2 separate regions of the Homo sapiens genome follow, and region 2 is linked to region 1. A link is an interaction called in ENCODE POLR2A ChIA-PET data of the cell type or tissue named here. Cell type or tissue: OCI-LY7. All regions are shown on one strand. Links, peaks and the distances in the headings refer to the core of each region. The heading gives the core; the rest is flanking DNA. Region 1 overlaps LINC01640 (long intergenic non-protein coding RNA 1640). Region 2 holds the start of LARGE1-AS2 (LARGE1 antisense RNA 2).

Region 1 (4,395 bases), core at 295-4,294:
TTCTGTTCTAAGTGCCTTAAAATGGTATGTTTTGTCCTCACTACCACTCTATGAGATTATTATCCTCATTTTGCAGATAAGGAAACTATGATTCAGGCAAGTGAAATTACCTCCCTAAGGCCACAGAGCCACTATCTGCCAATGCCAGAGTTCACACCCACTATGTTTAACTCAGTTAAATGTGAACCTGGCATAGAAACACATTTATGCAGTTGCTTCAAAAGTAAGGGAAGATACACAAGAAACTATCAACAATATCTGTCTCTGGATGATGAGTTTTTTTAGGCATAATGCAGTGTGAAGAAGTAGCAAATAGAAGTTAAGAGCTGTGTTGTGGAATTTATAGATAATAATAACTAAACATGGGCATAAGCATGACTATTTTCCAGGCACTATTCTGAGTGTTTCACAGGTGTGAGCTCCTTGAATTCTCAGAACAGATCTGCCTGCCCTGGGAAGTCCGTTCTTTTTCTTCTAATGAACCTTGCTGGGATAAGTTATGTTGTCCTAACAAGACAGGATAGAAATACTACTGCTACCAATTATATTAATATCAGCTATTAGCTATGAGAGAGCAGGTACTATTATAAGCATTTAGCCTCTATTAGCTAATTTAATCCTTGCAACAGCCCATTGTCACTATTAAGATCTCCAGTTTTCGGCCGGGCGCGGTGGCTCACGCCTGTAATCCCAGCACTTTGGGAGGCTGAGGCAGGCGGATCACGAGGTCAGGAGTTTGAGACCAGCCTGACCAACATAGTGAAACCTCATCTCTACTAAAAAAAAAAAATAGAAAAATTAGCTGGGCGTGGTGCTGTGTGTCTGTAATCCCAGCTACTTGGGAGGCTGAGGCAGGAGAATGGCGTGAACCCGGGAGGCGGAGCTTGCAGTGAGCCAAGATCGCAACACTGCACTCCAGCCTGGGCGATAGAGCGAGACTCCGTCTCAAAAAAAAAAAAAAAGAAAATCCCTAGTTTTCAGAAGAGGAGCTGAGGCACACGGCTATATGGCTTGCCCAAAGACATAAAGTTAGTAAGTTGTAAAAGAAGATTTTGAACGAGAGTGTGGTTCTAATGTCTAAGCACACTTCAGTCTACTGGGAGAGAGAATTTGAAACTCAAGTCAGCCCAACCAGTTGGGTCCTTATCCTCTGTAACAGTTGAACCAACTGAGGCATAGGGAGATTAAGTAACTTGTCCAAATGAGCAGGTCATAGAACAAGCTGTGCAACTCTGGGCAAGTCACTTAAGCTCTCTTGGTCTTGGGCTCATTAGTTGTAGAATGGGTAAGTGATAATATGCACACAAGTTTGGGTGATAATTAAATGACGGCTGGGTGCAGTGGCTCACGCCTGTAATCCCAACACTTTGGGAGGTCAAGGCGGGTGGATCACCTGAGGTCGGGAGTTCGAGACCAGCCTGACCAACATGGAGAAACCCCGTCTCTACTAAAAATACAAAATTAGCCAGGCGTGGTGGCACATGCCTGTAATCCCAGCTACTCAGGAGGCTGAGGCAGAAGAATTGCTTGAACCTGGGAGGCAGAGGTTGTGGTGAGCTGAGATCATGCCATTGCACTCCAGCCTGGGCAACAAGAGTGAAACTCCATCTCAAAAAAAAAAAAAAAAAAAGATAATTAAGTGACGTAAATATACATAAGGCTCTAGACTTACTTCCTGCCATATAGTTGGTGCTTAAAATAGTTTCTATTGATAGTTTGAGTCTTAAAATGAGCATATATTCCTTTAAAACCTACAAAAACAACAAAACATTTATATTTTGAGTTGAACCCTAACATGTCATTTCTCTGAGCAACGAGACTTGAATGCATTTAATAGAGCATGACATTCTCTCACTGTATCTTCATTTCTCTTGGATTTTTATTTCCTCTGACCAATTTTAACACCTGCCCTCCTGACATGATGATTGATTTTCCTGGCAGAGAAGACAGAGACAAAGAGGACTACGGTTAGGGGTGGTACTTCTCCTGTGGGCTTTTTGTACCAGACTAAAAATAGCTTTTTCACACATCTGTGCTGCTTGCAGGCTTTTGTTTCCTGACCCTCTTCAAAAGGACTCCAGCCTGCTTGCCCCACCTGTTCACCATTTGGACACATTCTCTTTGTGTCCTAACTCTCAGAAGAGCTCACCAAGAGAGCACATTGACCTCTTTACACAACAACCCTTCCTACCTCTCTCTGTCCTTCCTCACCAGGACTATTTATACCTTTTAAACAAGATTTCAGTCTTGAAAAGGGCCTTTTCTGGCACTCACTGTCTATTCACTTATTTCATTCATTTAAGCAGCATGCCCCGAATGCGCCCTGTGATATTTGCCAACATGACTTCCACTACTAACAATGGTAATAGTCGCTTCCATCTTGCCAGCGCATACGATGTGGCAGATGCTGTGCTATGCGCTGTATATGCATTCTCTCGTTTAATCCCCTAAAAACTCTAGGATGCACATACTATTACTGTCCTCCATAAACAATGGGGAAAAATGTGAGACTTAACTCAGTGAAGGTTAAGTAACTTAAGTGAGGTTAAGTAACTTCCTTGAAGCCATAGCAAGTGGCACAGCCATCCACTTTTCTCGATCCCACTTTTGTCTTTCTGGCTCAGGCCACCACCCATCCTCTGGACTAGTTCATCAGCCTCCTAACTGGGCTGCCAGCTCCAGCCTTGACCCCCTGCAAACTATTCTCTACACAGGCACAGTAAAGTTTTAAAAACACATGTCAAGCTATTCCCTTGCTTAAAACCCTTCAATGGCTCCTCCCTTCTCTTGGGATAATGTGCTAAGTCCTTATATGGCTTTGAACCCTCAGATCTCAAGCCTTCATTTATTTCCCATATTCTACGTTCCAGCTATATTGGACTTTATTTGTCCCCAGGCCTTCCACTGTCTGTTCCCTCAGTTGTAACACTCTTCCTTGCTTTCCACTGTCATTCCTGGGAGAAAATAAAGGCATCTCTCTTGCTTCCCCGCCCCATAATTCCTCCAGAAGCACATAAATTCCTCAGTAATTTCATGCATTTATAAGGTTTCTATTACATCATTTATTTCATCACAACCCCCTACAGATGAGGGAGCTGACCTCAAGCAACCTTCTCAAAATCAGAGTTCTAGCAAGAGGCAGAGGTGGGATGCAAATGCATATGTCTCTCTGACTCGACACTGTGATCTTTCCTCTGATCTTTGTTGCCATGACGTTTTTTGAGGTTAAAAACAACAGTAGATAAATGAGTCTGGACGGGGGGAATTGTCAGTGAGGCTGAAATTAATCCAATCAGCTAGGGGAAAGGAATCTTATCCTATGCCTTTGGGGGTGGGAAGGTCAGGAGTTGGGCTCCAGCTGCAGAGTGGGTTTCTGCTTTCCAAATTAGGGTCTTTTCCTTGCCTACCTTTGTGTGGCTATAATCATAGAAGCTGTTTTATTAACGCCCTTGGTAAAGCCCAGCAAGATGATACATCCTTAGCAACAAAGGGTTAGCTGGGGCCAGTCCTACGGAGTCAGAGTCTCACAAGGGACACTTGGAGGAGAGCAGAAAGGAAATCCACCAAGGAAGCGGCGATCCTGAGAAACCAAGGTTCCAGAAATGGGCTTCAGAGGATTCTTACCACCTCTCCCCCATCTCTCCTCAACCCAGCCCTCACCCATTCACTTGGGGAAATTAGGGAGGTTTGATAATAACTACAACCAGCTCCTCCTAATTAATTGCCAGGTCTCAAAAGTCACTGGTGCCTAGTGGTATGATAAAAGGCTTAGTGTCTTTTATCTGTCTTGGGCCCCACCCAGTTTGGCATTCTTTAAAGCATGCTCAACACACATCATACAGCTTGATCTTTATATAAGCCTCCTAAAAGCAGAGCTTTTTTGTTTACCTCTGCCTCACATGGAATTTTCCCCTTTGTTGTTTTTATTATCTAAGCGATACATATTTATTATGAAAGAAATAGGCCAACAGAAAAGCAATGACTCAAACCACCATCAGCTTGGCATTGTGACTGATGACCAAATCTGCCACTACAACAGAATGCCAAAAACCTCCTGCCAGATGGTAAACAACTAGAAGAACCAAGTCTGCAGCCGTGCATGGTAGGAAGGCACGGATTGGGGAGTAGCCCCAGTTTGGACTTGGACTTGGAACCAAATTCCGCGCTGTGCGAACTGTGCAGAAATTCTTACTCAGACCGTTGGAACAATAAGGACATCTGTTGGCCCACATAGCAGGAAGCTTCAGGATTGGCTTTATCCAGTGGTCTCTGTGATGCTCCTGGCCATTCCCACCGCTGCACCAGTGTCACGCACAAGCTTCTTGTGAGGTGGCTGCAGTATCCCCAGAACTCATATCCACACACAGCAATGTCAGAGGATCAAACTGGCTCCTG
Region 2 (4,395 bases), core at 149-4,148, 51 kb before region 1:
AAACATCAAATTGTGGCTTCTTCAGGATCTATCCCCGAAGTTCTTCTGGGGTAAAATCAAAGCATCTATTCTTTTTATAATTTAAACTTTTATTTTAGATTCAGTGGTACACATGCAGATTTGTTACATGGGTTTATTGCACGATGCTGAGGTTTGGGATACGATTGGTCCCGTCACTCAGGTAGTGAGCATAGTATCCATAGTTAGTTTTTCCACCCTCCCTTCCTCCTGCCTCTAGTAGTCCCCGTTGTCTATAGTTGCCATCTTTTTGTCCATGAGTACCCAGTGTTTAGCTCCCACTTGTAAATGAGAATGTGCGGTATTTGGTTTTCTGTTCCTCAGCATATGTTTTAAGGACCTATGTGCTTACCTGTGCTTGGGATGAGAGTTCGTGGTAATTTTTTTTTTTTAATTCTTGTCTTGGCCGAGCGCAGTGGCTCACACCTGTAATACCAGCACTTTGGGAGGCCATGGCAGGTGGATCATCTGAGGTCAGGAGTTTGAGACAAGCCTGACCAACATGTGAAACCCTGTCTCTATTTAAAAATACGAAAATTAGCCAGGTGTGGTGTTGTGTGCCTGTAATCCCAGCTACTTGGGAGGCTGAGGCAGAAGAATCACTTGAACCTGGGAGGCAGAGGTTGCAGTGAGCTGAGATCGCGCCACTGCACTCCAGCCTGGGTGACAGAGCGAGACTCTGTCTCAAAAATAAAAATATACATAAAAATAAAAAAAAAAAACAAAATCTTACGTTGATTATTACTGCTTGTCAGAAACACCTGTATATTTTCACTGGTTTATGGATATTTCAATAGAAGAAAAACAAGAAAAGAAATAACCAATAACATCTGAATGTTTTATTTTCTCACCTGGAGTGCCGCTCATCCCTGGAAGACGTACTTGGGAACTTCGAGCTCCTGGGAATCTATGAGAATTGCAGAACCTTGACATTTCTGAAGAGTTGACATCAGCTCCCACTGATAAAACAGACAAAGCGAAAAGTCAGACATCGACAGCAGGAGATCAATGGATAAAAACGGACATAAACTGCAAGATGTTTCTGCTCCTCGTGAGGGATTATGTTCCCAGCACTGTTAGGGGGCAGCAAACTCACAATCCCAAGAAATAAGTTTGAGTTTGGTCATATCCATGCTCTCCTCCTACCTCCCTTCTTAATGGGGCACAAACAGGGAGAAAGGCGACCTATAGCTACCTGGTATTTGATGTTAATATTGTTTGCTGAAACTTGAACTTCTGCTGACGTAGAGGTTTTCTCAAGGACACTCAAGCCTTTGACTCTTTAAGTAAATATATTAAGTGGTGCTATCTTTGTTATGATTTGGCACTGATAGCCCACACAATTAAGCATGGAATTTCCTCAAAAACAAGCCAATTGGGAGTTTCATTTACTATTCACCACTTGCTAAATGTTTCCCTCATATCTGCATCGTAAATTTCTTTTTATTCTTACAGAATAGCTAGAGATCACCAGTTTAAGAAATCCTACAAGACTTTTTCCATGAGAGCTATGCACTCTCTCTCCAGCATCACCTCTCCATCTGCTTTTCACGATGCATTTCTTACACTGGAATGTGATAAAACCGTACACTGTACTTAGCCCTTCCCTGTAAAGGGGCAATGAGCTGTTTAAGGGTAAAGGGGTAGTTACTAAGCCCATGCCATCGTCTGTATTAAGTCTTATTTTTGTATTTCTACAAGGGTGGAAAGAGAGCCTGTTAAGTGAATGTACCTGTAATGAACAAGTTCATGCCAAACAGTGGAGTAGCTTTCAATTATTTTGGAGCCAAAGACCTTCACTTCATTCTGGAGTATTGAAACACAAAGATGGTCATTGGAAATGTTGGAAACTGGTTTTTTTCCTACATCAGTAAAAGCATACCACACTTCATTTTAAAATGTAATACAGAGTTATAGAAAATATATTCAAGGCCCAAGTGACAAATTGGTAAATAGCGAAAAGAATCAGAGCTTGAACAATTTACTTAGTTCTTCTGAGCACACTTTTCCAACCTGCGACATGGGGACAATGAGGGCTGCCCAAGACGACTGTGTTAAGGATCTGTGATAATTTATATGATGCATCTAGTACAGTGTTGGACTTAAAAGAAACTCATAATATTTGAGAATATATGCAAATGCTGGATTTTCATGGAATGACAGACACCCCTTTACTCACATTGATTAAGCAGTGCAATTACAACATAGACATGAGAAGAGAATCTGAGAAGACACCTCTATTTGTGGGTACCGGCATGAGCAAACACTAAAGGAAATTTTCCCAGAGGACTGTAATCCACCTCCAACACTAATGAAAGAACTTTGTAAGCATACACGTCCAAGTGTTAACCTTTTAATTGGTGACAATCTCCTTATTATGAAAGTTTTAAGAGGTACTTAGTGTGCCATAACATTTTGTCATAAGTGTATAATTCAGTAACTTTCAGTCAATTGTTAGAGCTGTGCAACCACTGCCACAATTCAATTTTAGAATATTTCCATCACCCCGAAAAGGCTTCATGTGCCAATTTACAGACATCCTCTATTTTCACCCCAACCTCCAGGCAGCCATTCTTTCTTCTGTAGATAAGCAAGCCATCAGTAACTTCCTTGCCAGCAAAGTTGATCCTGATTTATGATTTTTCTGATACTTTAAGTAAAGAGAAAGAAAAGTCATAGGGAAGATGATATAGTTTGGCTATGTTCTCACCCAGATCTCATCTTGAATTGTAGTTCCCATCATCCCCACGTGTCAGGGGAGGGACCTGGTGGGAGGTAATTGAATCACTGGGGCAGTTACCCCCGTGCTGTTCTGTGATAGTGACTGAGTTCTCATGAGATCTGATGGTGTGATAAGGGGCTTTTCCTCCTTTGTTCAGCACTTTTCTCTCCTGCTGCCCTGTGAAGAGGTGCCTTCCACCATAATTGTAAATTTCCTGAGGCCTTGCCTGCCATGCTGAACTGTGAGTCAATTAAACCTCTTTTCTTTATAAATCATGCAGTCTCGGGCAGTTCTTTATAGCAGTGTGAGAATGGACTAATACAGTAAATTGGTATTATCTCATTATAATGAGAGTGGGGTGCTACTGTAAAGATACCTGAAAATGTGGAAGCAACTTTGGAACTGGGTAACAGGCAGAGGTTGGAACAGTTTGGAGGGCTCAGAAGACAGAAAAATGTGGGAAAATTTGGAACTTCCTAGAGACTTGTTGAATGGTTTTGACCAAAAGGCTGATAGTGATATGGACAATGAATTCCAGGCAGAAGTGGTCTCAGATGGGGATGAGGAACTTCTTGGGAACTGGAATAAAGGTGGTTCTTGAAATGCTTTAGCAAACAGACTGGAAGCATTTTGTCCCTCCCCTAGAGATCCTCATCCTCTAGACCCCAGAATGGTTGGTCCACCAACAATTTAGACCAAGTCACAGACACTCAATGCCAGCCCATGAAAGCAGCTGGGAGGGGGGCTGTATTATGCAAAGCCATAGGGGCAGAGCTGCCCAAGGCTGTGAAAGCCCACCTCTTGCATCAGCATGACCACAATGTAAGACATGGAATCAAAGAAGATCATTTTGGAACTTTAAGGTCTCATGACTGCCCTATTGGATTTTGGACTTGCAATGGGGCCTGTAACCCTTTTGTTTTGGCCAGTTTCTCCTATTTGGAGCAGATGTATTTACCCAATTCTTGTACCCCTATTGTATCTAGGAAGTAACTAACTTGCTTTTGATTTTACAAGTTCATCGGTGGAAGGAACTTGCCTTGTCTCAGATGAGACTTTGGACTTGGACTTTTATTGGGTTAATGCTGGAATGAGCTAAGACTTTGGGGGACTGTTGGGAAGGCATGATTGTGTTTTGAAATGTGAAGACATGAGATTTGGGAGGGGCCGGGGGCAGAATGATATGGCTTGGCTCTGTATCCCCACCCAAATCTCATCTTGAATTCTAGTTCCCATCATCCCCATGGGTCGTGGGAGGGACCTGGTGGGAGGTAATTGAATCATGGAGGCAGTTACCCCCATGCTGTTCTCATGGTAGTGAGTGAGTTCTCACAAGATCTGATGGTTTTATAACGGGCTTTTCCCCACTTGCTCGGCATTTCTCTCTCCTGCCACCCTGTGAAGAGGTCCCTTCCATGATTGTAAGTTTCCTCAGACCTCCCCAGCCATGCTAAACTGTGAGTCAGTTGAACCTCTTTATAAATTACTCAGTCTCAGGCAGTTCTTTATAGCAGCATGAGAATGGACTAATACAGAGGAAAAACCACACTCACTTTTAAAACATGTTTTCCAATGTCAGACAGAGAAAGGGAAATTCAAATCTTCACTCTGCTACTTTCATCCTGGGAGATCTGGCCCAGGCCAACTTCCCTTCA

What was found. Peaks named below come from ENCODE experiments on the same cell type or tissue, not always from the same donor. Only the 100,000 strongest peaks of a DNase experiment are listed, where the experiment ranks them.
Region 2: POLR2A ChIA-PET joins it to region 1 with 6 read pairs; 2 of 35 experiments call an interaction of 5 or more read pairs at or near these places.

Annotation. Positions count from the first base shown.
Region 1 is chr22:33,110,441-33,114,835 of GRCh38, reverse strand. LINC01640 (long intergenic non-protein coding RNA 1640) reads right to left here. Exons shown (of 4, transcript NR_134617.1): 3 at 4,193-4,395. It also overlaps a transcript of LARGE1 not described here. Among named protein-coding and RNA genes, the nearest start is that of LINC01640, 4.1 kb to the right of the region's middle. RefSeq lists an enhancer at 3,398-4,395. In OCI-LY7, for the core only: no CTCF peak of the experiment used is centred there; DNase peaks (open chromatin) are centred at 2,015 and 3,165; H3K4me3 peaks cover 1,086 bases; H3K27ac peaks cover 3,474 bases.
Region 2 is chr22:33,160,845-33,165,239 of GRCh38, reverse strand. It overlaps LARGE1-AS2 (LARGE1 antisense RNA 2), which reads right to left and starts at 954. Exons shown (of 2, transcript XR_007068069.1): 1 at 870-954. It also overlaps a transcript of LARGE1 not described here. In OCI-LY7, for the core only: no CTCF peak of the experiment used is centred there; no DNase peak of the experiment used is centred there.